Regions from separate parts of the Homo sapiens genome. Here region 2 is linked to region 1. The links are chromatin loops, found by intact Hi-C in ENCODE. Cell type or tissue: endothelial cell of umbilical vein. All regions are shown on one strand. Links, peaks and the distances in the headings refer to the core of each region. The heading gives the core; the rest is flanking DNA. Region 1 overlaps INVS (inversin). Region 2 has its middle 18 kb from the start of CAVIN4.

The links. Hi-C counts contacts between places; a loop is a spot of excess contacts. Peaks named below come from ENCODE experiments on the same cell type or tissue, not always from the same donor. Only the 100,000 strongest peaks of a DNase experiment are listed, where the experiment ranks them.
Region 2: it touches region 1 in a loop (12-fold over the local background); 13 of 110 quality-filtered maps call a loop at or near these places.

The regions. Positions count from the first base shown.
Region 1 is chr9:100,213,101-100,228,520 of GRCh38, forward strand. INVS (inversin) reads left to right here. Exons shown (of 17, transcript NM_014425.5): 4 at 12,962-13,135. Among named protein-coding and RNA genes, the nearest start is that of INVS, 120 kb to the left of the region's middle. In endothelial cell of umbilical vein, for the core only: a CTCF peak has its summit at 9,784 (motif pointing left); a DNase peak (open chromatin) is centred at 9,751.
Region 2 is chr9:100,588,609-100,604,028 of GRCh38, forward strand. No RefSeq gene overlaps it. Among named protein-coding and RNA genes, the nearest start is that of CAVIN4, 18 kb to the left of the region's middle. RefSeq lists an enhancer at 10,139-10,433. In endothelial cell of umbilical vein, for the core only: a CTCF peak has its summit at 7,207 (motif pointing left); DNase peaks (open chromatin) are centred at 7,183 and 10,303; H3K4me3 peaks cover 577 bases.

The DNA of each region.
Region 1 (15,420 bases), core at 5,083-13,082:
TAATCCCATTTATGAGCTCCACCCTCGTGATGTAATCATCTTCCAAATGTCCCATATCCTAATACCAAGACATTGGCGTTAGAATTTCAACACATGAATTGGGGGGGTTTGGGGGTTGGGGGGACATATATTCAGTCTGTAGCACTCCTTTTTACCAATATGATCAACTTTAGGCTCCTTATCATAACATATTAGACTATCCATTTTATAACCCCTGCTCACCTCTCTGATCTTACTTTTCACTTCCTCTTACAGTGCATTTCTTTTCTTTTTTCTTTTTTTTTAATTAGAGAAAGGGTCTCACTATGTGGCTCAGGCTGGTTTCTAACTCCTGGGCTCGAGTGATCTGCCCACCTTGGCCTCCCAAAGTGCTGGGATACAGGCATGAGCCACCATTCCTGGCCCTTACAATGCATTTCATATTACAATGATATTGAATTATTTGCGGAGTTTGAGATGAGATTTTACCCTAAATATAAGCTAAGAAGTTAGTCTGTTACTGTTTCATGGATGCTAACAATAGATACGAGACTCCGCAGTCAGAGACAAAGTAGTTTACTACTCACAACACAGCAAAAAGAATGAGCACCACGTCTATGCTTCCCTTGCCCCCAGAGAACATGTGGAAGTTGCAGAGGCTGCACACAGTGGGTTTTCATCACAACTGAGGAACACCGAACTTCAGGAATCTACCACTTTTATAGTAAGCACTTAGTAAGCCCAGAGGAAGACATTACCTCATCTCTCCAGTTGCTTGTTGCAAACACAACCCTGAAAAATTACCTAAGTAAAGAGTGGCCAAGACTTTGCATTCTTGGCATACCCAGTAAGAACGTTTAGGAATGCTTCAGGCCCATGGTAGATTGACTCTTCCAACAACCCATCCCTCAGCCCAGCATTGTCTTGACATGAGTATGCCACTACATCAGCTACTTTTATTTATCTTACCAAGAGAGACTAGGACCATCGCTTTAATTTGTCTCATACAGCACTTACTTAACAAGACTCCAAGTAGCAGGATAAAAACATCCTGTAATATTGGTATCAACTATGTCCCTCAGTATCTTGGACTAAATCAACTGTGAATAAGCCCCAGAGGAGAAAGTAGATCTTACTTTATACAGCTAGGATGTAATCTAAGTCTGGTCTGTTATCTATTTTGACCCATGCAAGGGAGTTTAGACTGACATGCTAATCTTTGGCCTCGTTGCAGATAGTTACAGGAGGCGCTAGATTACAGGGGCCAAAAAGCAACCCCCAAGCTCAAAGGTGGAATACACCATGGCCTACTCTTTCCTACATACAAACATGTAGCCTAAAGAGGCTGAAATAAAGAGTCACTTTATTTCAGGATTTGTCATTAAACTTGGATCAACCATTACATTGATTTGTCTAAGCCACATGGGCAGTATCACTAAGTAGTTGTTACTTCAGTTGCCATGCATGGCATAATCCAAAGCTGCTCACATGTCAGAAGAAGCATATGGATTTGTGTACATCAGATTAAAATAAGGTTGTGCCAGTCCCTTTGCTTCCATGTATACAACGGGGTCCACATTCAGGAGCTGTCATTGATGGTATCAAGCACAGCAAAAGAATTAAGAACCACCAATGCCCATGTGAATTTTTCTGTTTCATAGCAAGCACATGGTCAGAGATAAAACAGACGCAGGTCAGATGGCTGGCCTCAGCTGCTGTTTGATTCAGGTAGCTCACTATATATTTGTTTTGCCAGGATGCACTTGCGGATCCAGAGGACAAAGAAAGTATTAATTGTCCTCCCCATCCCTGTACTTCCTGAGGTCTCATGTGTTTCCTTCCTAGGGGCTGAAGTTGTTGCTTTCCTTCTTTGGCCACATAGTTAATGTGTCCCATTCCAGTAGATATAACTTCGCCTTTTCTCCAATCATCCCCTACTTGTGCCTGTAGCTTATAGAAGGGTAAGTACATATGGGACAAATTTAGAAACCTATTATGTCTTCCATTTTGGCCTATATGGACCACTATAGAATGACTCAGTGAGCAGGGCACTCAATCAGATGGTCATTATGGATATTTATGATCTGGGACCTTATCAGTTGAACAAAATGAATCCAGGTGGGTAAACCCAAATTAAGCTTGAATCTCTAAGCCCCCTTTTGGCTGGCTGCCACCCAAGGGATATATGAAACAAACCATCCTGAGATTGCTTTTGGGAAAAAGAAAGAAGCAAGATAACCAGGGTTGGGCCAGGCAGAATCCCAAATTTTCAAAACAGATGTATATAATCCCCCACTCCTTTTGTCCTGATTATTTCCCAGGAGGCTACAAGGATGAAATGAACCCTTTCTGAAGGTGGCCACAGTTAGTAAGCAAACTGCTTCATACAGGAGTGTGGACCAGGAGGAGGTAAGAGAGGTGGAGCCAGAAACATTTTTGAGTTGATTTTCAAGAAGGCCTTTCCAAGCTCTCAACAATTCCAGATACCTGAGGATGGTAGGAAGCATGGAATGTCCATTAAGTACCTAACTATTGGCTCATTGTTAGGCATATCATGGTCAGACTATAGAAGGTCTAGGAACCCCAAAACATGGTCCTCAGTGCTATAGCTTGAATAGGCTAATCAGATTGGAGCAGCAACTCCATATGGTGGAGCAGCAACACCATAACCTGAAAAATGTCTATGGTGGAAAGGCACGAGGTGAGCCCAAGAGGAGGTGACAGAGGTCCCTGCTGGGAAGGGGCAAGGGCAATCCTCCATGTAATGTGGACTCCTTCACCACAAGAAAAGGAGGCCAACTGGGCAAGATACATAAGTCTGGTATGCAGTGGTATCTTCTGCATGAAAAACATACCTTTTACTTTGTATCCATTCTATTGTGGTGGGTTCATTGCCTTATCTAGTGCAGTGATGGATCCTAGTGGCAAATCCCAGTGACCAGGCAATACAGACTTGTTCAGCGACTTGATTTCAGTCGGTCTTATCAGAGAGCAGGCCCTTACTGTTACTGTGGGTATCTATGTGAGTGACCCAAAGTGTCTGATTGGCAGCCACAATTTGTTTGTAGTTTGTGGCCCCAAACAGGAATATCTTTAATTTACCAACTGTAGTCTTCCAAGTGGCAGACCAGGTGACTACAGTACTGTTAGCAGACCAAGAATCAGTAAAAATACGGCTAGTCTTTGGGAGTATTGCCTAAGGTAAGGGTGATGGCTTTTCATTTCAGCCCATTGGGCTAACTGGTCATTACCACTCAGTCTCCTGGAGCTGTCATTGAGGTTGGACAGCTACTGCCCCCTACTGGACACCATCGGGTTTTAACTTAGCCAAAGCATCAGCAAACCAGGCCAAGGCATTTAAGGGACCATTAAGCCAGCAGCTTTGCTTCAGACAGTGGCCACCTGTATACCCAGTGCTTTGTCCTCAATGTCAAATAAGTCAGGCTAAAGCAGGAATCAGATACATAGAACAGTTGACTCTGTCCTATTAGGCAAGGTTTTGCATTCACATTCACTTTTGAGCACCTGCTCACTCATGTCTCAACCAAATGAACTTCTAATGTTTTCAATCCACCTAAAGATCCATGTCAAATAGCAAAATCTTCATTGTTCTCTCCATTTATTTCTGTTTTGGAGATTTCTTGGCCCTGCAGCCGCAACCACATGGTCTTTCAGCTTGCTGCCCCCGTGGTCATGTACCATTCCTTCTTTTGCCTGCCCAGAGGAAGGTGAGCAAAAACAAAGGCACTATTTGGGTGGCTTGCTTTAATCCCACCTCTCACCATTCAGACTCATTAACAGAGAGAATACTGGGGTCACTCGCCCCTTAACCTTGCCCACCACCTGGGCATGATCTCAGGGGGTCTTCTCACCCTTGAACCTAAGGATACCTGAGAATGGGCCTCTAGGGTTCTTGTCCTTACTCTTCAAGAAAACTATGTCTCTCCAGCTGGGTGCAGTGGCTCATGCCTGTAATCCCAGAACGTTGAGAGGCCGAGGTGAGTAGATCACTTGAGGTCAGGAGTTTGTGACCAGCCTGGCCAACATGGTGAAACCCCGTCTCTACCAAAAATATAAAAATTAGCCAGGCATGGGGGCACACACCTATAATCCCAGCTACTTGGGAGGCTGAGGCACAAGAATTGCTTGAACCCGGGAGGCAGAGGTTGCAGTGAGCCAAGATCGCGCCACTGCACTCCAGCCTGGGCGACAGAGTGAGACTCTGTCTCAAAAAAATAAAAGGAAGAAAGAAAGGAAAACTATGTCTCTGTCAGTATCCTATCATCTTTTACTGTCTTGTCAGTTCTGGCATTTAATTAACCCTATTTACAAGGTAATAAGTTAGCTGCAGATGCTGGCAGAAGACACAAGACTCCCATCAGAGACGAAAAGCGTCATTACTAATGGCATAGCTAGGAGCTAGGAGTACTTATCTGTTTGCATGAGTTTCCCTCCCCTCCAAGGATTATGGGGGCAATATGGAGGACTCAGATGGGCCCAGCACACAGTGGGTTTGCATGACATCTGAAGAGTGCTAGATTTTGGGAATCTCCAGCTTTTAGTAAATAGAGTAGTAAGCAAGCCTGCTTGTTCTTTGCCCTGGTGGGTGACATTACCTCGTCACTCAAGATTGCTCACTGCAAACCCCACTCTGGAAAATGGTCCCAGTAAAGTGGAGTCAAGCTTTTGCATTCTTGGCATACCCAGTAAGTACATTCAGGGACATTCAAGGCCCAGGGCAGATTGCCTCTCCCAACACTATTGTGGTATTTCCAAAACTCATTTGTGTCTGCAACCACTACAGAAAAGTTTGATATAATGAAATTACTGATATTTGCGACCTATATACTTCCTAGGGATAGTAATTCTTTTTACAAATTAATACAGTAAATGCCTTGAGAGTTTATAAATACATAATTATATAGCTATAATTATAATTAATAAATCATGTTTCTATTTTTCCATTTCAATTTTAAGTAATGTATTTTGGGTATATAATATATTTAGGATTTAAAATGAACTATGACAGAGTACCTACTTTACATTTGTGTGTGCTATTATAAATATAGTTATCTTTCTAGGCCAAAATTTTATACCAATTTGTAAATGAACAAAAAAATATAGTGAACATTTATATATATATAGTGAGCAATTGTTTTTCTCTCCAAGTACAGTGACAGAAAATATAAGCACTGGGGACACAGAACAAGAATGCAAAGAAATTAATTGGAAAACATGTAGGTCCCAAAGTATTGGTTTTGGGAAAACATCTGGCCTCTTCAGTACTCCAGTGGGGAGAAGGGCCACCGTAGGCAGTTTTAGTCAAGTCTTGGGCATTGAAGTCTGTTAAAGTAATCGTCTCAGCTGAAGAGGAAGCAAATAGCAAAGGCCCCAGGGAGACAGATATAGAAAATATGGTAGCCATTTTGGGGAAAAAATGTAGAGGTAGGATCCAGAATATTTTGAGGATCAGCTGCCAATTATCTATAAGTTAATCATAAAGGCACTTACTGGGAACAAACAGCAGTCCTGTAGAATATGATTTCAGAATAGGGTTCAGGAAGATGCCTCCTTCCTTTTCACTGATTGAAAGGTGGTCATATTTGTGCAAAAGGCAAGAAAATTCTTAGAATTTTGGAATATTCTTTGCCTCACTATGAGGCTACAGCTTTATAGGAAGCTGTTTATCTAGAGAAATGGCAGAAGCAGGACACCATCCAAGCCTCAGGTCAGGAAGCTACTCACTAGCTCACTGTTAATAATTGTGACATCCCTAATATCACTGAAGACAGGGCTCCAGGAGATCTGTGTAGGAGCAGATTGTTATAATGGACTAGGAGCTGGGTGGAAGATGCTCTATGGGTCAACAAGGAGAAAAAAGGAAAACAAAGCAAACAAATGAAAAACAAAAATGAACCTGCAGACAGAAATTTCAAAATATTTGAAGAAATCTAATGCTAACAAAGCAAACAATATTATTCAGATTACGAATTCATTCCTAGTGGGAGAGCATAAATAAAGCAAAAAAATAAGCCACACAGAGAAGATATTTGCAAAACCAACCAAGAATTAGTATCCAGAATACATAAAGAACTCCTATAGATCAGTAAGAAAAAAAAACAAATAGCCAAGTTCAGAAATGAGTTACAACACAAGAAGGCTATTTACAAAAGAAACAAATATCCAGCAAACATATAAAAACATTCCACCTCAATTCGGGAAATGCACATTAAAACACAGCTGTAGGCCAGGCACAGTGGTGCACGCCTGTAGCCCCAACTACTTGAGAGGCTGAGGTGGTAGGATCACTTGAGCCCAGGAGTTGAGTCCAGCCTGGGCAAGCTATAGCAAGACCCCTTCTATTAAAAAACAAAACAAAAAACTGTAACCGTCAGATTGGCAAAAATTAGCAAGTCAGACAAAACCCAGTGTGGTGAGGATGTGGAGAAACAGGAACTCATACATTACTGTTATGAATGTTAACTTGGAGTAGCTATTTTAGAGAGCAATCTCAAACCAGAAGTTTCAGAAATTCTTATGTACTTACCAGGAGATATGTATGAGAATATTCATTACAATATTGGGTAATCTTGAAAAATGAGAAACATGCTAAATATCCCTCTAGAGAAGAATAAATATATTATTTTCATATGACAGCATACTTATTCCAGTGAAAATGTATGAACCCAGGCAACTTGAATAAATCTGAAAAATACTGCTTTGAGTAAAAAATGACACGATTCATGCAAGACCATTTGTACAAAGATTGAAAACATGTAAAACAATACTATGTCGTTTATGGATATATATATATATATATGTTTGTATGAAATAGAAGCATAAAAACATTCATTGGAATGATAAACACCCAATTCAGGATAGTAGTCTCCAAAGAGGGAGAGAAGGTAATGGAATTGGGGACACAAAGGAAGTATTAACTTTATCTGTTAGGTTTTATTACTTAAAAAATGAAAAATCCAAAGCAAAATATCAAAGTATTTTTCTCAAAATCTCCATATCATTGTTATTACCATTAAATAGCTATGTGCTTTTTTTTTAAAAAAAGGAGTTCATCTTAAGAGAACTGGACAGACACAAATATAAAGTTAAAAATCACATTTTGACCTAATTTGTTTCCCAGATTCCTTTCAAGTGCTGTTCTCTGGGTCAGAGAACTTTTAATTCTCTTTCACCCTTTTCATACATTTGGAGAAAATCTAAGTGTCATAATCTTTATGTGACAGATGAAAGAAGCTCTTGGTGTTAATTACAGGAAGATTTAGAGGAAAATTATGACCACCTAATGAAAAACGAAAAAAAATTTATTCACTGTTTCAGAGATATTGGGAAATGTTTTCACATTTCAGAAGCATGATGGACCTGATCATAGCAGAGTAATGTCCTTTTAAATGACTAAATCAAGACCTTCCTGTAACTTCAGCTCCCTTACTTCTGCTTACCTACCATCAGAGTTTTCTTAAGTATATATCCTCTTTTGATCTATTATCTCCTTCGCTCTTATACTATTTCCTACCCACTCCAAAATTATAAAAGCAGACCCTAAAACAAACCGTCCTCCAAACAGGATCAGTTTCTGTATAGCTCTAACAGGTTATACTAAATGATTAACTTCCAGGCCAGGCACAGTGGCTCACGCCTGTAATCCCAGCACTTTGGGAGGCTGAGGCAGGCGGATCACCTGAGGTCAGGAGTTTGAGACCAGCCTGGCCAACATGGTGAAACCTGATTTACCAGGCTTGGTGGCAGGCACCTGTAATCTCAGCTATTCAGGAAGCTAGGGCAGGAGAATTGCTTGAACCCTGAAGGCAGAGGTTGCAGTGAGCTGAGATTGTGCTACTGCACTCTAGCTGGGCAACAGAGCAAGACTCTGTCCCAAAAAAAAAAAAAATAGATTAACTTCCAAATCCTCCAAAAAGTATTTGCATTATAAGAATATTCTCAAAAACATAAGAACTCCTCAGTTCAAGAAATACCGAGGAAGTATTTAGACTTTCTGTAATGAGAAGGTTTTACAGGAAGCAAAGTAGCCTATAACATGGGTCCAAAGGGTCACACAACCTTCAGAGGGTTGTCAAATTAGCTTACTGCCTCAAACTAGTATCTTCCTCTGTTCCATTGATACTAGAAATATTCTCCTGATTTTAGCACTTAAAGTTCTCTGTCCCTTCTGCTCATTCCCAAAGATTGAATTTGCATACAGGACAATTTTTTTTTTTTTTTTGAGACAGGGTCTTCTCTGATACCCAGGCCGGGGTGCAGGGGCACAATCATGGCTTACTGCAGTTTTGACCTCCTGGGCTGAAGTGATCTTCCCACTCCGGCCTCCCAGAGTGCTAGGATTACAGGTGTGAGCCACTGTGCCCAGCCAGTTGCTTGTTTAGGAGAACAAACAGGTTGGCCTTGGTCCAAGTAAATTATATTGTTTCTAGTCCAGCCTTCATAGATAATATCTGATGGGTCTCTGTCATTTGAAATAGGAGATGCTGGCCTCCTCCCCAAGGTACCTGCTAAATTCCTATTGTCTATGCCTTTGTTGGTCCTATATCATCATTATCTGTAGGCAGAATATAGACATCTTTCTCAGTGAAAAAAAAAAATCAGACAAACCACTACTGTAATTCCCCATTATCCACGGTTTTGCTTTCTGTGATTTCATTTACTGTGGTCAACCATGATCTAAAAATACTAAGGTATTTTGAGAGAGAGAGACCACATTCACATAACTTTTCATACACTATATTATTATAATTGTTCTATTTTATTATTAGTTATTGTTAATCTTTTACTGTGCCTAATTTATAAATTAAACTTTACCATAGATATGTGTGTATATGAAAAAAATAGTATATATAGAGGGTTTGGTGCTATCTGCAGTTTCAGATATTCACTGGGGATCTTGGAATGTATCCCCAGGAGATAAAGGGGGACTACTCTATTTATAACATTCTAACTATTTTTACTTTTACCTTTTCCTAATCTTGGTTCTTAATCACTAGCTGAACTGTGTATATTACAATCAGATCTTTCTGTCTGCATGCCCTTTATCTTGGGCCATTCTTGGTTCTATCTGACCATCTATGTTTTGTTGAATACTACACACTGGAAAACTATTTATAATAATAAAAACATCTACTGAGCATTTGCTTTGTTCACTGTTCTAAGAACTTTTACAAATATCATTTGTCTCATTTCATATGCATAATAACTTCAGGTACCATTATTACCCCTGTTTTATATATGAGAAAATAGAGGCACAGGAGGATAATTTATTTAATCTGTGAAAATGTTTGATGATACTTCTGTGAGAAACAAAGATGAAATTATGTCAAAGAGCTTTGTAATACGTAAAACAAAGTACGAGCATTGTACTGTTATCTGCTTCATAACAAGGCTCAATGAATATTTGTTGAATGAATGAATGAGTAAATATCATTACTGAGTTGCACTGTGTCTTGTGAGGGTAGAGTCCTCAGAATAATGTAAAGTGTAAATATGCCAAGCACTGTGTCTATAGCTCAGTAGTTACCCCCACCAACATATACTAGTTTCCTTCTTCTCCTTCCCTTTTCCTCTAATTTCCAATCGAAATGACTGTCTGATTGAATATCTTTAAAGGTCATGATGAATTACTCTGTAATATTTGAAGTGTTATGTTCAGAAAGGTCAAACTTTATTTTTCGGTATGAAGTGTCACACAGATTTGTTTTTCCTGGGCAAACTTTTTTTTTTTTTTTTTCCCCAAAGAAAAGATGGCAAGAAATTTAGAGCAGGGTGCCCTCTTGAGGAAATTTTAGCATCTTCCTTCTCAAGAACTGACATCAAATGAAATGACAAGTCCAGATAAATGATGTACACTATTAATGAAGCTCAGAAAAATGAAACATTAAAAAGTAAGAATAACCAAATACCAGGTATTTGAGAATTAAGATTCTTAACTGTTATGATCTAATATAGCAACTGTAAATAAGAATTTTTATCATTTATTTATTTATTTATTTTTAATTTTTTTTTTTGAGACAGAGTCTCACTGTGTCACCCAGGCTGGAGTGCAGTGGTGCAATCTCAGCTTACTGGAGCCTCCGCTTCCTGGGTTCAAGGATTTTCATGCCTCACCCTCCCGAGTAGCTGGAACCACAGCTTGCACCACCATGCCCGGCTGATTTTTTTTGTATTTTTAGTAGACACAAAGTTTCACTATATTGGCCAGCCTGGTCTCGAACTCCTGACCTCAAGTGATCTGCCCATCTCGGCCACCCAAAGTGCTAGAATTACAGGCATGAGCCACCACTCCCAGGCTTGTAAATAAGAATTTTTAAATGAAAACAAAAACCTCTAGAAGATATTTCATTTCTTCTTATTTACTCATTTCTTCAAGTAATATTTATTAGGCACCTATTCTGTGCCAGGAACTATGCTGAGCACAGGGATCAATAAAACATGGTCTCTGCTTTCATGGAGCTTACAGTTTGTGAGGGAGCTCACACTGAAGAGAAACAAACAAATATATATGTAATTGCAAACTGAGAAAAGTACTATGAGAGAAATGAATAGGTACTAGAATAAAGAATAACAAGTAAGTTCTATTTAGGGTCATCAAGGGAAACCTCTCTGAGAGGAAATATCCAGCAGAGTCCGTTGGCTTTTCCACCTATTCCAAGTCTTCCCATCTAATATAGACAGTCTACAGATCCTCTTTCCTAGCCATGGTCTTTCTTATCTTCTCTTATCTCTGCCCCTGTGGTGGACTGAGTCAATCCTATCTCTGCCCCTGTGGGCAAGCAGTTAGTTCTCATTCGTCCTTCTGCACCTCACTGTCACTCTAGTAACCTTGCCTTACAGCAGGGATGTCCAATCTTTTGGCTTCCCTGGGCCACACTGGAAGAAGAAGAATTGTCTTCGGCCATACATAAAATAGCACTAACAATAACTGATGAGCAAAAAAAACAAAACAAAAAAAAACACGCAAAAAAATCTCATAATGTTTTAAGAAAGTTTAAGAATTTTGTTGGGCCACATTCAAAGCCATCCTGGGCCACGTGCAAGCCAGGTGCCGCGGTGTGGACAAGCTTGCTGTAGAGCTGCACATTCTTCACAGTAGGTGGTCTGCTTGATTAAAAAATGTATTCCTTACTAATATTGATAGTCCCTCATAGGAGAACATCAATGCATTATCATGCTAAAAGGGCCCACTTCTAACAAGGTTAAGGATGACAAATGGACAAATAATCCTGCCTGCCATTATCCTCTGAATAGGGAGAGATAAATAGGCACGAAGTAGGCTGAGAACCTGATCAGGCAATACTGTTTGGTCACACTGACCTTGAAATATCTGAGGTACCAAGCACATAGAAACCTCCAACTGGAAGTAAAAATGAGGAAATAGATCTGAGAAAAGAGCCCAGAAGAACAATTTTTAGAGTCTTATTTTGTTCAAAGCTGCCATGTTACACAGACTTACTATGTAATGGTTGGCCTGGCTCATTAACACTCTTGCTGTGGCCCTTGTAACTAAGCTTCTTTCTCTTTTTTTTTTTGAAATGGAGTCCGGCTCTGTCACCCAGGTTAGAGTGCAGTGGTGCGATCTCTGCTCACTGCAACCTCTGCCTCCCGGGTTCAAGCAAGTCTCTGCCTCAGCCTCCCGAGTAACTGGGATTACAGGCGCCTGCCACCACGCCTGGCTAATTTTTGTATTTTTAGTAGAGACGGGGTTTCACCATGTTGGCCAGGCTGGTCTAGAACTCCTGACCTCGTGATCCCCCCACCTCAGCCTCCCAAAGTGCTGGGATTACAGGCATGAGCCACCGCACCCGGCCTGCTTCTTTCTTGAGGTGGGTTGATTCTACCAGACTGGAGGATTTAACTGACTTGGAGAGTACTGCCTGCAAGTGGGTGGGCCTACCATGACTTCTGAGTTGGCATTTAGGTGACCGTTTGAGTCTGGGATCCAAACTTGGTTTTTTTGTTTTTTTTTTTTTGAGACGGAGTCTCACTCTGTCGCCCAGCCTGGAGTGCAGTGGCACGATCTCGGCTCACTGCAAGCTCCGCCTCCCAGGTTCACGCCATTCTGCTGCCTCAGCCTCCCGAGTAAATGGGACTACAGGCGCCCACCACCACGCCCGGCTAATTTTTCGTAGAGATGGGGTTTCACCGTGCTGGCCAGGATGGTCTCAATCTCCTGACCTCGTGATCCACCCGCCTCGGCCTCCCAAAGTGCTGGGGTTGCAGATGTGAGCCACCACGCCCGGCCCTGGGATCCAAACTTTGAATAAGCTGCCTCTACCTTAGTTGTACCCATAAATAGCTTTCTTTAAGAAAACTAATCATCCATACCTTATTAACCAGAGGTCCTGAACAAAACGTTTAACTACTTTGAATCTCAGTTTCCTCACCTGTAAATTGGGATTTAACATCTCTGCTTATTTCGCATTATTACACTTTGAGTATAAATAATAGGTACTATGTTGGTCAAAATGTGCTGAAACTAATACACCTACACATTGCTGCTGTTAGATAGCAATTTGGAAAATACACCAAACACTGTAAAATGTGCAAACGTCTTTGACCCAACAATTTGGTTCCTGATAATTTATTCTTGTGAAAAAATTAAGAAAAAAAATGTGAAAAAAGATGTACAGTGAAGCATTTACTACAAAAAAAATATTAGAAACATTCTAGATATCTAACAATAATAGACTGGTTAAATAAAACATGTTGTTTTATTTGCAATAAAATATTGGCCAGCCACTATGTAAATTATATTCATGTAGAAAGTTCTTGGAAGGAAACATGAAAAAATAAAACAATTGATAGTATAGTGGAATTACAAGCATTTTTCCTTATTAATTTCTCTGGATGTTATTACTCTAGGAGAATAATTAACATACTTAAAACATTTTAAAATTAAAAAAAATTTTGACCCCATAGTACATTTTTTTCTTATCATCTCTTGTTTTTTATTTAGGGAAATTATCGTTTCATGAAACTCTTACTTACACGCAGAGCAAACTGGATGCAAAAGGATCTGGAAGAGATGACTCCTTTGCACTTGACCACCCGGCACAGGAGCCCTAAGTGTTTGGCACTTCTGCTGAAGTTTATGGCACCAGGAGAAGTGGATACACAGGATAAAAACAAGGTAATGGATACTCAAAATCAAAGACTAATAAGACCAGAAAGCAAATGCTTCCTTTTATGATGTGAAATTTCAAGGAAGAAGGCCTGAATTACCACATATATACATGGTAGAACAATTCCAAATCTCCATACATCTCAGGGAAGTATTTCACTTAAATTCTGTCATTTTATCCTCTCAGCAACCATGTGTGTTAGGTAGTATCATCTTTTTACAGATGGAAAAACTGAAGCTCAGGAAGATTAAAAGTTTGCCCAAGATGCAAGTGGCAGAACTAGAATTCAAATCTAGTCCTGTCGGCCGGGCGCATTGGCTCATGCCTGTAATCCCAGCACTTTGGGAGGCCGAGGCAAGTGGATCAGCTGAGTTCAGGGGTTCAAGACTGGCCTGGCCAACATAGTGAAACCTCATCTCTACTAAAACTACAAAAATTAGCCGGGCATGTTGGCATGCGCTTGTAATCCCAGCTACTCGGGAAGCTGAGGCATGAGAATCGCTTGAAACTGGGAGGCAGAGGTTTCAGTGAGCCCAGATAGTGCCACTGAACTCCAGCCTGGGTGACAGAGTGAGACTGTCTCAAAAAAAAAAAAAAAAAAAAAAAAATCAGTCCTGTCTTAACTCCAAAACCCAATATTTGACAGGGAGTCATAATAGTTACTATAGGTGGTTAGACTCATGATGGCCAAATGCCCATGGCAATGTCCTAAATGCTTAGTGGTTTAGTGGCCTACGCTTTGGTATCAGCCTTCCTGGGTTTCAACCCAGAATCCACTACTTAACTTGTTCTGTGTCCTTGAGCAAATTGCTTAACTCCTCTGTGCCTCAATTTTTGTATGTATGGAAAAAGGTTAATAGGATTACTGTTAGGTTCAGCATAGTATTACATTTCAGTAAATAGAATCAGAACAAGTATAACATAGGAAAAGAAAGGAATTACGTGTTGTTTATTGAAGATGTGGTTATAGGTAATTAGTAAGTGCTATTATACTTGTGGCTTTTTAAAAATCTGCAGTTGTTAGTAAGCAAAAGTAGTAAGTTAAATAGTGAGTGTTCATATTAAATGCCTATAGGTACACCTTGAAGGAATACCATGTATGTCAGTTTCTAAAGTTTTTAATGTGACAGATGAGCTTGGTTCCTGCTCATTAAATTATCTAATTGTAGATTGGATTGCTGACAATGCTACTCACGAGGGCTAATATATATTTAAACAGTTCTTACATTTTTTCTTAATAATTATCCTAATAGGGAAGCCAGTCTTATAGAATTATGTTGACGAGAACAGCAGAAGAGATTTTAAAGCAACTTCAACAAGTTCAAGATGATCATTTTCAACTTTTATCTGAAATAAAGTGTGAACATTGTCAAAATCAAAATGGAGTTGTTTCTGTTTAAAACAACAACAACAAAACCTGACAGAGCCAGGGAAGGCCATGAAGAGAGGATTCTTGTGCTTGTAAGCCTGATTAAAAAAAAAAAAAATCACAGACTGTGCAAAAACCACAGCCTTGCACAAAGGCCATCATAACCTTACACAAAAATTACTTCTTCAAAGACATTTGCCCAGCAACTGCCTGTCCAACCTTGCACTGGCATTATCTTTGTTATCGATCTTTGTAGCCAAGGATCATCATTTGAAAACAATTACGTAATCCTGCTCATTTTTCTTTTAAAAACTTTTGTCTTCCTTTACTTGAGTACACATAGTTTAGCAATGCCCTACTACCAGATACCAAATAAACATTATTTTCTTTCTTTCTTTTTTTTTTTTTTTTTGAGACAGAGTCTCACTCTATCACCCAGGCTGGCGTGCAGTGGTGTGATCTTGGCTCACTGAAACCTCCACCTCCCAGGTTCAAGCGATTCTCATGCTTCAGCCTCCCAAGTAGCTGGGATTACAGGCATGCGCCACCAGGCCCAACTAATTTTTGTATTTTTAGTAGAGACGGGGTTTCACCATGTTGACCAGGCTGGTCTCGAACTCCTGACCTCAAGTGATCCACCCGCCTCGATCTCCCAAAGTGCCGGGATTACAGGCATGAGCCACTGCGCCCAGCCAAACATTATTTTCTTTTAGAGAGACTCTGTTATTTAGGTTGACTAAAGCAAGTGCTGCTGTATTTTCAAAATGTATCTTTTCATCAATAACTGGGTCTAATAATTTATCCTCTAAAATTATATTTAAATTAAAATTTGTCTACTGATACATGGAATGGGTTCCAGATGCATGAATTTCCTATGCATGTATTTTTTTATAGATATTAAAATTCGAAACATCCTGTCAAGTT
Region 2 (15,420 bases), core at 3,459-11,458, 370 kb after region 1:
ACATTTCACATATAGCTGTATTTGAATTTTGATGAGGAAGGAGTTATAACCTGGTCAGCTCTTCATCATGGTAGACTTTGTGCAACCCCAAAACACTAAACAGTTTCATGTCCCTGGAGGTTTATTGTAACCTTGTACTGCTTTCTTGGTACTAGGATTTTCCCTCCATGTTGCTCTGTTTCTCTACATTTCTTCCCATATTTGGGACATTCCAAATGCTACATTCATAATTTATTATTCCTTTAACTTAATTTTCTTGGTATAAAAATAATGGGCTGCAAAGTCACACGTCCCGTTTGACATCAGGAATATTCTAGTCAGTGTTTGTATTTTTAAAGTTTCAGATAACAGGGACAAATTATTTTACCTATTCATGTGTATTTTAGAAATTATACATACCAGATTTTAAACAGTGTATTCAAATAAAACCATTGGCAAGATTCCTTGCTCTGAGATAGAACAGTGTAGCATCTATAGACACCAGGGGGCATGGAGCCACTCAGGCTCTTCTGCAGAGTAGACAGGATAGAGTAGGGGGGTGCAAGTCTGTCTCCGGCACGCGATGATCCAGGTCTTTCCTCTGAGTGGGTGATAGCCTGATTGTAGCTTACAGGTTAGAGAAGCAGGGCAAACAACAAAGTACATGAAAATTCAAGGCCGGGTGTGGTAGTGCATGCCTGTAATCCCAGCACTATGGGAGGCCAAGTCGGGCGGATCACTTAAGTTCAAAACCAGCCTGGCCAACATGGTGAAACCCTGTCTCTACTAAAAATACAAAAATTAGCTGGGCGTGGTGGTGTGCATCTGTAATCCCAGCTACTTGGGAGGCTGAGGCAGGAGAATCACTTGAACCCGAGAGGTGGAGGTCGCAGCGAGCCGAGGTCACGCCACTGCACTCCAGCCTGGGCAACAGAGCAAGACTCCTTCTCAAAAAAGAAAAGTACATTCAGCTTGCTGAAAGTGTACTTGTGGTGTGTGCGTGTGTGTGTGTGTGTGTGTGTGTGTGTGTGTGAATTCCCCGAAGCCTCCATAAATTAAAACTACAAATCGAGATAAAAATACAAAACATTTTGATTTCATTCTTTGCCTTCTATGCACATTAAAGGGTTTGGTTTAGACCAAGACCTGCAGTTCATTGTGATTCTATCAGCCAAAAAGCATGAGTCATGTTATGTAAAATATTCCACAGAACCATTGTTAACTGTGCAGTTCCATTACATGAAATCATTGGGCTCATTTTTCTTCTGAGACATGTTTACTATAGCTTATTGAACCCTGCTAAGAAAATTATAGATCATGATTCCCAAATCGGCGGAATGACCATTATGGTCTCATCCTCAATTCTGTTTGAATTTGGGGCATGGTAGTCCCTGGTCTGTAGTGAATAAAAAATGAAAAAGCTTCATGCTAAATTTTGTGTGTTGTTCTTGTGGCCACCTCTGAATTATGTTGTCTCAGGATTTGTAGTTGTCCTTCCCAGGTCAGAATCCGTCATTGTATTTCATAAGCAGTGGCTAGGAGATCTAGGATAACCACTTCACTGTGCATCTCTTAGGACATCCAAGGATCCCTAAGAGGGTAGACTGGAGTGGCAGAATATCCTCACAGTTCGAATTTACTTTGGGCATCTTCCTAAAATCAACCACTTTTGTCAAAATGCCCTCCCCAAATGCTCTGCCACTTGATGCCTTTGCCCATGCTGTATGTCTTGGAGCACCACTTTTCCCTTTCATTCTGAGAGATGCCCTTCAAGTTCACTGAGAATGTCAATTCCCTAATTTTAGCTTTCCCTGGTCCCTTCATCCCTAGGAAGGGCAGGACTAATTACTCCATATATATATATGTATGTATATTATATACACACACACACACAGATTCTGTGTGAGGCACTGAGGATTCAAAGATGAATGGAAGTTTCTTCTTCCCCACCCTTTCCTATCTCATATCTCAGGCTCACAGTTCTGGGAGACAAGCAAAAATTCAGCAGTGTGACTAATGCTATGTATCAGATGATGGAACTGCAGAGATGGAAGCTGTTTATAGAGTATTTTGATTATGCATCTGCCCTAGCACTTGCTCTGTATTGCAGTTTATTTGTGTAACCGTCTTCTAGACTAGACTGTGCTTCTTAAGGTCAGGGACTGCATTTTACTCATCTCTGGGTCACCAGCACTTGGAGAGCTTCCCATATGCTAGCCGTCTGTATTATGAATCCAGAGATGAAAGATGTGGTCCCTATGCTTAAGGAACTTTTCTCTTGGTGGAGGAGATAGACACATCATGTTCAGATTTCAGAAAGGATGATAGGGGAACATAGAGGAAAAATATCTCACAATCTGGGGAAATGCTGTCGGGGAAAATTAGAGAAAGTGTTGCTTAACTTGGCATTTGAAGGCCATTTGAGTCAAGAATAGAATTCAAGGCAAGATGCAGCTAGAGAGATTGTATGAGGGTGTTCTGAGATTTATGTCAAAGGCCATAGAGAGCCATTGAGAGATTTTAAAGGATGTCCTATTAACAGACCAGAGGCAGATGGACCAGTTGGTAGGGGCCTTGAATTTTTCCAGGTAAGAGGAGTACCTGACGTAAAGCAGTAACTGAGCTATGGAGGGGTCAGCTTGACTGCGGGTTGTGATGAGAACAAATGACTGCCAGGTTTCTGAGTTGGGTAAGTCGCAAGTGGTGCCAGTCACTGGGACAGGAAATATAAGACTGTTCTAAGACAGCGCTCTCCTGATGCTTCTGTCTCTCCTCTGACAGCCTTCGTTACTCATCCCTCAGTGTGGCTGAGGAACAAAGGGGAACTATGCCCATACTCCAGAAGCTCCCCCACTAGAGGTCTGCCCATTCCAGCCATTGTGGCTTCTACCTATGCGTGAAGAAGCCTCCTTTGAAGGGACCCTTTTCTGGCTGTAGCAGGTGCCTTGCCATCTCCACCAAGATGCGAAAGTCCTTGGGAAGCAGAACTGCCTTGCAGATCTAAGGCCATTGTGAAAGCTGCTTTCCCATCTGTGTCTTTGCTCAAGGCCAGATTTCTGTTTGTTTCTGTTTGTGTGGTCCAAAGAAAGGCTACTTCTGATTCTTAGAATACATTATCATTTTCTAATCTCATTTTTTGTTGCGCACCTGAGGATTCCAGACAAAGCTGTGCTTTATTCCATCTGACATCACAATAACAGTTGCTGTGACCAGCTGCATAGGTCAGGGCGAATTGCCCAGGTTCATGTAGCTTCTCCAGTCAGCTGCCATGGTGGCAGCAAGAGCCTTGATCTCATTGCGGGTACTTGTTTTCAAATTTAATCCCTCCATGTCTGTCATATTAGATATGAGTCATGGCATCAAAAATGTATCAGGGGTTCAAGGTGGGTTTGATGCAACCCATTCTTCCCCTCCAAGTTTCTGGCTTATGGAGAGTTCATACAAGGATTGTCAGGAAAATGGAGAACACCTTTATTACAACCTGAGCATGTGTTCAATAAATCCCCCCAAAGTAGGGCATTTAGTAAATTCAGCTGGCGAATGTGGCTTAGGCCCTCCCTGGGACCTGCATGCTCTGATGTGGTGGCAGGTAAGCAAGGTTTACAGAGCAGGAGCAGAGTCCATTTTCTCAGCTAGCAGTGAAGCCTGCAGGCTGGCTTACATCCTCAGCCAGGGAGAGCAGTGGGGATGGAGTGCCTTCTCTCTGTGGTCACCTCCAACTCAAGTGAGCAGGTAGCAAGGAGAGGGGAGGTTGAGAGGCCAGGGCCTCTGGGTCAGAACATGGGGTCCAGTTTGAAGCCACAGCCTCGTTTACACTTCTCAGGCCTACTATGCAGAGTTAAACAGAGCCCACCGAACCTAGCTTCTCCATGTTGAGCATCCCTAATCCAAAAATCCGAAAACTGAAATGCTCCTAAATCCAAAACTTCTTGAGTGCAGACAAGACACTTTAAGGAAATGCTCAACCTGTATAATGCCAGATTTTAAAATCCAAAAAAATACCTGAAACACTTCTCCCAAATACTTGTTCCCAAGCATTCAGTTACAGGATACTCAGCCTGTAGTGCTTCTGAGGCCTGTTGTGGACACACTGAATTGAGGTATGTGTATCTTCAGCGGGGACTAAGTGAGGACCAAGTGGAAGGTAGGCAAGTTGGATATTACAGATCCCAGCCCAGAGATGAAGGCTGGATAACACATTTGTTGAAGTATAGGTAAGTGCAATTGTGAGTTTTCATGCAGTTTGAAAGGAGTGGATAAAGATCTTTTATTTGTCAAACTTCTAAAATATTCTTCTGAACAATTGTTCTTGGGCTCTTATTTCAAAAATTATATTCTGCCGATCAGTCTGTGACTGTCATTACCTTTGAAAGGGCAAACAGTCTCTATCCTCATTCTGGTTTCTAGCCCCTGACAGAATCACTTTAAGAGGAACATTACATATTGTTCTAAGCTGAAATTTAGAACTACAATGAGCACCCCAGTCTGAAGAGTTTGGCTCAGTTTGTTACTGTGAATCCATTGAGGTGTTACTCCTGGCTGAAGTTTGCTTAGTATTATAAGGCAGCCAAGGTCTCCTAATAATGTCATGGGCCAATATTCATAACTTACCAGGGTCTAACTAGGCTTTTTATCTGAACAGGCTTTAAATTCTTAACAAACTCTGGTTATGTAAATATGTTGTTTTAGGGTAAAATAAAATCATTGAAATGAGTGTATCACTTTAATTGTATTAGCACCTTTCAAGTGGCCACATTTGTTTGGACAGTTTCCATAAGGAGAAGAAATAAATTAACAGAATTATGCATGGGATGTGTTCCTTTCTAGTTGAAAGCAATAGAGAAGATTTCAGAGGGAAACATTCATATGCTGTCAGCTGCCAAGAAATAGGACTATGTTTTCTTTAACAGGAGAGAAAATATCTCAATAAATCATAAGTTGTAGATTTATTAGGAAAATGCACCAACATATTCTCTGCTTGAAACTCATACATCTTACATAAAAGGAAATCATCAGCATTTCAGACACACCTTTATTGGAGGGTAAAATCACTTAAGATTTGCTAGTTGCCTATTTTTTTTTAAATCATCTTTTCCAGCGATAATCTGCTAAAGCATCCTTCCACCCTCTTTGTTCTCCAGAATGCCAGCCCCTCTCAAGGTAGAGGAGCTGGAGAAGCCTGCACTGGGCCGGGTCCAAGGAAGCCTGTGATTTACTCCTGTGGCTTGATGAGACCAAGTCATGTGCATATGGTGGATTATTTTTCCTGACTTTGTCTCAAAATTTTGTGTAGAAAGGATGACGATTATTAGATTTTTCCAGGGGCTTGAGGTATAGGAATGGGGAAAATGTATATGGAAATCATGAAACTGAATTATGAGTTTTGGCAAAAAAAAAAAAAAATTCTCAACTGTGAATTAAAGGTCAAAGGCAAGGACACTGTAAATTGTGCACGAGGAGGAATCTGGAGAAGGGTAACCTGTGGCCTTTGTTGTCATTGAGGACAAAGCAATATAAAATGCAAAAGAAAATGGGTTTAAATGCAGGAGAAGGGAATCGGGTTAATCACAAAGAAAGGCTTCTACTCCAGAAACATTTCCATCTGGAAGTTCTAAGAATTGAATGAACAATCTTGTATTTGGAGGCAGAGTAGTAAATGAAGTGCCTAGAGAGAAATGCTGCATGCATCGTGTTTCTGTTGTTTCACAGTTTTTCATAGTGGGCAGCCATATTGTTGTATTCACCTCTCTCCCCTTATTTTTATTATTTATTTATTTATTTGTTTATTTTTTATTTTTCTGAGAGTCTCACTCTGTCGCCCAGGCTGGAGTGCAGTGGCGCAATCTTGGCTTACTGCAAGCTCCGCCTCCCGGGGTCATGCCATTCTCCTGCCTCAGCCTCCCGAGTAGCTGGGACTACAGGTGCCCGCCACCATGCCCAGCTAATTTTTTGTATTTTTAGTAGAGACAGGGTTTCACCGTGTTAGCCAGGATGGTCTCGATCTCCTGACCTCGTAATCCGCCCTCCTTGGCCTTCCAAAGTGCTGGGATTACAGGCATGAGCTACCGTGCCCGGCTTTTTTTTTTTTTTTTTTTTTTTTTTTAAGGCGGGGCTTGCTCTGTTGCCCAGGCTGGATTGCAATGGTGCAATCATAGCTCACTATAGCTTCCATCTCCTAAGCTCAAGTGATCCTCCCACCTCAGCCTCCCAAGTAGCTGGGACCGCTGGGACCACAGGCACATGCCCACCATGCCTGGCTATTTTTTTTTTCTTTATTTTTAATAGAGATGAGGTCCACTATGTTGCCCAGGCTGGTCTCACATTCCTGAGCTCAAGCAATCCTCCCTCCTTGGCCTCCCAAAGTGCTGAGATTACAGTCATGAACCACCACACCTGGCCCAAATATCTCTCTCTTTGTAAAGCCTTTTAAAATTGTGTGTGCATTCTCTCTGAGATTCTGTAAGTGCAAAGGACTTACTGTGTTTCTCATTAATAAGATAATAGGTATTTAATAAGTATCTACTGAATGAAAACAAATGAATGCCTCTTTGAACTATGGCCTCTTCTCTGAATATCTTTGAATTAGGATCATTTATTTGATGAGTATTTTTTTGAGCACCTCATGTAAGCCTGGCACTCTTCTGGGAGTAAAGTAGTGAACAGAGCCCTTGCTTTCAGAGATTCCAGAGAAAGACTAGTAACTAGCAAATATAGTTATGTTAGGTGGTGATAAGTGCTGTGAAGAAGAAGTCAGGTAAGGGGGCAGGGCATTATGAGTGGGGGTGGTGCAGGCTGCCACTATTTTAGAAAGGGTGTCTGGGAAGGCCTCTGGTAAGGTGACCAGAATGTTTGAATCTGATAGTCAATCATTCAGGTGTTTCTAGGAAGAGTTTCAGTTGTGTTCAGGAGACAGTGTGGTTGAAATGGGTGAGGTGGGAAATGTGGGAGCAGTGGGGTGTCACAGGCTGTTCTAAGGACTTTGGGTTTTACTCTGAATAAGAAGGGGACCCATGGGAACGTGTTAATAAGAACGACATGATCCAATTTATTGTATTTATACTCATTGAAAAAATCCAGCCATTGTGTTCATACAAAAAGCTAACTACAGTTCCTGCCTTAGTTTACACTGCAAAGGAAATCACCCAAACTCCCAAGAGTTTTCCATTCCATGTCCGCTCCCCAAGCCTCACTGCAGCTCAAGGCTGACATCTAGTGGATATTTTCATAATTGTTTATGCACAGGCAGTTTGGAACCTATCCACTGTTGATTAAGAATAGAGGGGGAGGTTTAACATAGAAAATGACAAACTGGATGATTAGTAGAATACTATAGTGGATTTGCCTCTGTTTTTCTTTGGCTCTTATTCAGGTAAATTTACATTTATCTAGCATATATTAGCATGTATTAATTAGAACTGGGTTCAGCTGCCAGAGATTAGAGCATCAAAATCATGGGTTGGTAAGGAGGAGAAAAAGTATCAGGTGGGATGAGCCAGGAGAAAGTGTCCTGGTTCTAGTGGTGGCCCTCAAAAGGTAGCTGTGGTTTGTTGTATGGTGTTAAGGGTGTGTGTATTCCAAACCTGTGCTTGCATCAGGTTGGCATTGATTTACAAAGGGAGTCTACTGCGAAGGGCATGGTGGAATGAAGTTGAAGGCAGCATGGAGATACTGAAAGTTGTGAAGTTGAGTGTTTCCAAAAGCTTAGGTGGGGTATTTCAATGTACAATCAAGAGCTTTAGCTTTATAACTGGAAAATTGGCTTGTGTCTGCCATTTACTGACTGTGAGAACTTGGGCAAATTATATTATCTGAACCCAGTTTCTAAATAGTACCCACCTAAAGGTGTTATATTAAGCCAGATATTTTATGGAAAGCACTTAGCAAACTTAGCATTTAGTAAGCAGTCAAAAATAGGTGTTATTGTTTAGAGGGACTACAAGTAGCCTCTAGAGATAGAGAAGGAGGCTATTGTAATAGTGGTATCTGCATTGCATTTTTTTTTTTGCCCCTAGCATTTAACATTAACAGAATTTAACTTGAAACCATTTTGTAGATGTATATGATCCATTTTATCGACTTTGATTGTGGGCAGTTGCATATTCTGCTTAACTAAGACATAGCATTTTTACTACACAGAGATCACAATCATCCAGTGGCTTTCATAACTTTTAGGAAAAAAAGGCTCAAATATGAGCTCTGCAAGATCTGGCTCCTGCGTGCCTAACTTCATCCTCATCTCTTATTCTTCCTCCTCAGTTTCTGCATTCCAGAGACTGGCCTCTCAGGTCCTCCAATGCCTTATCCCACCTGTCTTAGGACCTTTGCATAGGCAATTCCATTTGCCTGTCCACACTCTTCCCACTCCCCTCCCAACCAACTAAGAATACACCTAGTTAACTTCTATTCATCTTTCAGATTCCATTGAAAATGATACTTCTTCAGGAAAGCTTTCCCTGCCTCTACGTCACTCCCTGACAGGGAAAGCCTCCCCTGTTACACAATAAGAACACTTATTGTAGTTTAAAAATATATATTTAGGTGGTTATTCACTCAGCTAGATTGTAAACCTCTTGAGCACTGGCACCGTGTCTGCTCAGCCCATTGCTCTGTCCCTGCCATGGTGCCTCAGATAGAGTAGTCTGAAAAGGGAGGGATTTTATTTGAAAGTTAAAATGTAGAAATAGATAAAACACTTGGTGACCGAGTATGAGGGATGTAGTGGGTTCTATGGTGACAATCACATTCCCTCTAAGACTTGGCACTCATCCCTCCAGATGCTGGGAGTTTTGACGGCTGATGGCTCTCGCCCAAGTCTGTCTCCAGGAATTGCCCTCAGCAGAGAAAGCCACCTCACCCAAGGTCATGCCCCCTCCTGAGAGCAGCCCACATTGAGTGACGGGTTGACTGAGGGATATGTGTGTGGCTTCTGGCTTCAGCGTGGAACAGCTCTGAAGGACCTTCCTGGGTCCAGAGCTTGCCATAGCATTGGCTGAGGCCCCGGTTTAAACCTCACTAAGTGTTCAACTCCTTGTCTCTGTCCTTCATCCTTCAGCCCTCACAGGTGCTGTTCATGAGAGCATCACTCAATAAGCCACCTACAATATCTCTGAGTCTGTTTCCTAGGGAAGCCAGCCCACAGCTGGGCATGATGGAGAGGGAGGAGTCTAAGGTGGCTCCTGGATTTCTGGCTTGAGACAGCACATGATGTTATCCAGTGAGAAGAGGGACAAAGAAGAAAGTGTACAGAAGTTGAAGCAGGTTTGCTGGAAAAGATATGTTTTGGGGGTGCTAAGTCTGAGGTGCCTGTGGGATAGCCAGGAGTTTGAAGCTCAGAGGAAAGATCTAGACTAGAGGTACAGATTTGGGAGTCATCAGCAAGGCAAAAACAATGGCATTAAGGAGATCTTCACCCCATAAAAGTGTGGAGTGTGAAAAAAAAACAACTAACCAGGAAGCATGTGTGTGGGAGCCAACAGAAATGGGCAGGGGAAGGAAGACACACTTCTGGCAAATATAGTGATCAGAGAGTTTGGAAAACCGGGAGTGTGAGCATTGTGGATGACAGAGGGATTTGCAGCAGTTTCAGATAGATGTGTCAGGAGCTGCAGAGAGAGCAGCATGGAAAAGTGTTCATTGGGGTGCATGACAAGGTCGCTGAGGACCTTGCTGAGAGCAGTTTGAGTGGAGTGGGTAGAAGCAGCCAGATTCCAGTGAGTTGGGGAGATGGGGTGGGAGGAGAAGAGACAAATGTGATAACCTTTGATAACGCTCATGAGATGGGGACAGGAGAGGTAGGTAGGGACAGAGCACAGAAAACAGGAGGGTATTTGTAAATGATGGGGGAGATGAGCTGAAGGAGAAGGCCCAGCCAAGAAGGGGTAAAGCGAAGGCCGCAGGTGTGGCAACTGGTTAAAATTCTTGAGCAGGTGGAAGAAGACTGAGCAAACAAAATTAATCCTGGAGAGGAAGAACCAAATCTCAGGCGCCAGAAGTGACGGAAGCAGGTAACAACAGCCACAATTTATTATGCTCTTTATTTAAGGCAAGGAACTTTAAGTACTTTAACCCTCACAACAAATCTACTCTCGAATACCACGCACCTGGCCGGAGCTGGTGGGGCTGCGGAGGCCTGGCCTCTCTCCCTGGAGCCCCGCCCAGTCCCCAGGTAGGCGGGGGAGCGTACGCTTCCGGCAGGACAGGGTGGTTCCAGAACCCACCGCTCGCTCTCTTGAAACCGGCTCCGCGGGCAGGAGGAGGGAATTTTGCATTTCCCGCAGTAAGCGCGCCGGGGCCGGGGAGGAGCCACATGAAAAGCGCTAATGGCGTAACGCATGCGCGCCGCGGAGAGCCGGTGCAGAGCCGGCGCAGGCGCCGAGGTCTGCGGGGCGGGTGTTCTCTTCCCGTCTCCGTCAGCATCCAGGTTCAGCGCCCGGCTTGAGTCCGGTTTGTTTTGTAGGAATTCCTGTTAATTCCTGTCGCAGTCTAGCCGTCTACCAATAGGAAATTTGTTAAAATATAGTGATGTACATATGATGGGCTATTTTCGCAGCTCCACTCACGCAAACCAGAAATGTAAATTATTCCCTTGTCTTGGTCTCCTTATAGTTGAAAAATTATTCTCTCCTGGCACTGTTTTATTTATGGCTGGCGACTGAGCTGTTTAAGCTTTGCAGTTTCTGTCTCGTTGGTTGAATTAGACTTACGAACAAATTGTCCATATGATGACAAGAGGGCAATGATGACTGAGTTTTTCCTGGGCCAAGCGGGTCAGTGGTAGGGAGTTGGCTACTTGGAAAAAAATTCTCCTTAAGACACTTCCTCTCGAAGGTGAGAGCTCAGCAGAAGGGGATTGGGGCCTCACTGTCAGATGCGTAAGTTGAGGGGGTTGTCGTCAGGAGTCCGCTGGAGGGGAGGCATTGCTTGAGGAAACTTTGAAAGGGCTCCACAAGAAAAAAAAAATCAGCCTTCAGAATTTGCCACACCTGAAAGGCACCATTGTGCCTCCAGATTTCTTGGATGGGAATCAAACAGCAGTGCACTGCATCCCTTGGACTGCAAGCTCCCTGAGTGGTCCCTCAGAGGCCCTCTTTGGTAAGCTTGAGGTTAGAAGCAGGCCCCTCACACCACCTCCTTTGGTTGCGGGTTCAGCAGATCTCTCCAAAGGATCCTCACTTGACCTCTCTTCCCATCTCTATTCTTTGACCTCATATCTTCTTTATGGACAGATAATGAATTCAAGGTTTTAGCCAAGTCCTGCTTTGCAAATCCACCAGGATGGTCTGTTTCACTACTGATTCTGAGATATGGATTCACACTTCCAAATGAGAAGAATTTTAGTTTGGTACTGCAGCATTATGCAAACCAACCTACAAGCAGGCAACACTTTCATGGAACAAAAGAGCTTACTCAACTCTTAGAAACCACGACTACCCCTACATTCAGATTTGTCGAAATCCTGGTTCCACCAACCAGCAGAACTCAATTCTAAGCGATTCTTTCTCAGCACACTTCCTATGTGTGCCATTATATTGAGAGAGCTGAATTCAGAGGAGTATCAGGAGAGGGAAACTGTTCTTTTCCCACTGACCATCTCAGGCATATTCTTACAACTTCTTTCGTCACTCTCAGATAATAAAAATTTTTCTAGTTACTTTTAGACCCAAAGTAATCTTATTTGAGTTATGAAAATTCCAGTCCAATATCAAAATCATATAACAACTTTCTCTATCCAATTGTAAACTCTCCACCTTCAGTGAAGTCTTAAAAAAAATTAAACCATGCCAAAGGGTTTATTTAAAAAGCAATCGTCAGTAGTCATTTGCCCTACTTCTGTCTCCAGCCACGGTTCCACTGCCTAGAGGAAGCCATTCTAAACGCTTATTTTTGTGTTTAGTAAATTATAGTTGTTGATAAATTTACGTTAACCCTGGCTTCTCAGTAGGAGCTCAGGTTCTGCCACTTGGCGATTTAATGTTTGGGAGACGTGAGAGATGACTCAGAGACATGCTGTGACATTTCATCTCCTCACCTGGACTCCCCTCCACCCATTTTCTTGAGATAGCAGGTAGCTCGAAGGCCTGTATGAAGCCCCAAAAGGCCAGGATTGCTGGCTGTCAGCCAAAAGGCCTTATCACAAGCCATGCTCGCTGTTGTCTAGTAATTTTTTAGATCCAAAGGCCTGCCCTTGTGGGCCTGGCTTTGACAGTGTTTGTTTGCATGGATTAGGGAGTGGCTTTTGTTGGAACTGATGTTCTTGTTAAGCCTGGCAAGTCTGTCTCTTGGGAGCAACACTACTCCTTTGCCTTTTGTATACAAAGAATGGACTCCACACAGCTGGTGCTGCCAATCTCTTGTCTTACGACCCGTGTATGACAGCTGACTCTCCTTGGTCTCTTAGCCATACTTTTCGAGGCAGCTCTTCTGCAAGGTCAGTGAGCACAGGGACATAAGCCATGCTATTTGGTGTCCTTCCCATAATCCATTGGGAACTTGCTCATGTATTTGCTCCAGAACCTATAGGTTATTATCTCCTTTTCTTCCCTCTCCTGGGCTACTTAAGCACCCCCTAAGTGGTTTATTTGCATCCACTTTTACTCTTCTTCTAGAAAGCTCTCCATATAAGAGGCCAATGTTTACTGGTTATCAATTTATGGCCCCTCAGTTTCAAATCCACTCTGCATTGCCTTCTTTGGCTGGGCCCTTTAAATATGTTTCCTTTGCCACCTGGCATGTTGCTAAGCTTTGTCAGCAGAGGGCACTGGAGAGACACTGGAGGAGGAAGGAGTTTTCTCTCCTAGTTGGGCTGTATGGCTCTCTGGCTCTCTGCAGCCTCCTGCAGTGTGCATAGATTTCCCAGGGCCCACCTCCTGTGGGCAGCTTCACAGGTGCCAGGCTCCTAAGCCCAGCTCCTGTAGTGCATCATGGCCAGCAGCACCCAGTGGCCAGAAGCTTCCTGTGGCATGCTCTTGGGCAGTTTCATTATGGAGTGTCTCTGGAGAGTTACCTCCTTTTGAATGGCTTTCCCTGGTACCCTAGAGGGTGCATTTTTCAGTAAGTTCCACCACTGAGACTTCTGTGTTGTCCAGTAAGCCACGGCCATGGCGTCTCCAACAAGCTCCAGATCTCAGTAGGAGGCTCCTCCTCGGTTAGTGGCAGTTCCTTGTATCGGCTATGCTTGGAATTCTTTCTCTCTCTTGTCTCCAGTTTTCTTTATTTCCCACAGACCATCCCTTGTGACTCCAATTTCCTGTTAAAAAGCTAATAATCTTTGATGTTAAATTTTCCCTGTTCAAATTGCTGCATAGTTTCTGTTTCCTGATTGGACCCTGACTGATACAGGGTGTGATCTTTTTTGAAATGTAAACCTGATTCTGTCACTCTGCCTTGCATAAACTGTTTTATAGGTTCACTCTGATTATGGGATAAATAAAAAACACCTCCTTTTATGCCTTCTGAGGCCCTGCACCATCTGGCCCCTCTTTACCTCCTGGCCTTATCTCATACCAGAGTCCCCCCTAGCTTTTCTCCACCACATGGTTTTTACAGTTACTGCTTCTCTCTCTGGAGTCATCTTCTCTCACTTGTTCACCTGGCAAATCCCTACTCATCTCAGACCTCAGTTGAATCGTCTTATTCTCAGGGATGTCTTCTCCACCTTTCCTGCCTAGGCTGAATCCACTTTATCCACTTTCCAAGCATGATGGACAGCTCCTTCAGACCATTTTTCACAGCTGTAATTTTATATATGTTCGTGTAATTTTTCGGATTAATATCTATCTTTTCTTCTACAGTTGTAAGCTCCCTGAGGGCAAGGGACTATTGCTTTCTTGCCTCCCTGTAGAGCCCCTGTGTCTAGCATATGTTACAAAGAGCCTGTTACAAAGCAGGTATTCCAGCTTGTTCCAGTCTTGGTCCAGTGATTTTCCTGTCCATATTCCAATTTGCCACAAGATGGCAGGCTAAGCTACTCTGGTACTTGATATCCTTTGAGAAAGAAGTGGCACTTCAGGTTAAAATGCCTTTGAGTCGGGAGATCTCTTTGAAGTGAGTGTGATTGAGTCACTTAATACAGAAGACTTCTCTGAAAACATCCTCTGCATCTTCACTTCTTCACTGACCCAGAGGAACTGTATGGAATACTGTCAAGCAAGACAGCTTCTCTTCTGCTTGCTTGAGAGGCTACTGCATGATTTAGGAAACAGTTTTAGGGAAAGCACAAGAACCCTGTGCTCTGAAAATAGGGACACATAGGGAATATAATATTCACTGCTCTTTGTCTCACACTTTGTTTTGTCACTTTGTGACACTTTGTGTCACACACAGTTTTTGAACTGTGAGTTCTAAAAGAAAGGCCTAGAGAAAGAGGTCAGCAAACAATGGCCCTAGGGCTAAATTTCTCTCTCTACCTGCTTTTGTGAATGAAGTTTAATCGGCGCACAGCCATGCCCATTTGTTGGCATATCTTAAGTCTTTTGCACAACTATGAATAATTATTGTTACCAGAAAGGGGTCCCAATCCAGGCCCCAAGAGAGGATTCTTGGATCTCATGCAGGAAAGAATTCCAGTCGAGTCCATAGAGAAAAGTGAAAGCAAGTTCATTAAAAAAGTAAAGGAATAAAGAATGGCTACTCCATAGGCAGAGCAGGGCATTCCCGAAAGCAAGAGGAGGGATGCACCCAACTAGGTACACTTCTTGTTTATATTATGGGGAGAGGCGTTCTACTACAAGGGTTTGTGATATGGTTTTTCTGTGTCCCCACCCAAATCTCATCTTGAATTCCCAAATGTTGTGGGAGGGATCTGGTGAGGTAATTGAATCATGGGGCAGATCTTTCCCATGCTGTTCTTGTGATAGTGAATGGGTCTCACAAAATCTGATGGTTTTGAAAATGGGAGTTTCTCTGCACAAGCTCTGTTTTTGTTTGCTACCATCCACATAAGATGTGACTTTTCCTCCTTGCCTTCCGCCACGATTTTGAGGCCTCCCCAGCCATGTGGAACTGTAAGTCCATTAAACCTCTTTCTTTTATAAATTGCTCAGTCTGAGGCATGTCTTTATCAGCAATGTGAAGATGGACTAATACAGTTTGTGATAAAGGATTAATTTTCTTAATTACTATATTTTGCAGCAATTGATATTATTATCTTTAAAGCAAAATTACGAATGCTTCTGTTCTCAAGATATTGGGATATCAGGACATTCCTGAGTCTAGGTCTGTTTAGTAGATGTTACCAATTTGTTCCCTTAACCATAAGCATCTGGAGGCTAGGAATACCTAAGTTCCTGGGAATGCAGCCCAGCGAGTCCCAGCCTCATTTTACCCAGCCCCTATTCAAGATGGAGTTGCTCTGGTTCAAATGCCTCTAACATTACGACAGAGACCATATGTTCTGCAAAGCCAAAAATAATATCTGACCCTATAAAGACAAAGTTTGTGAAC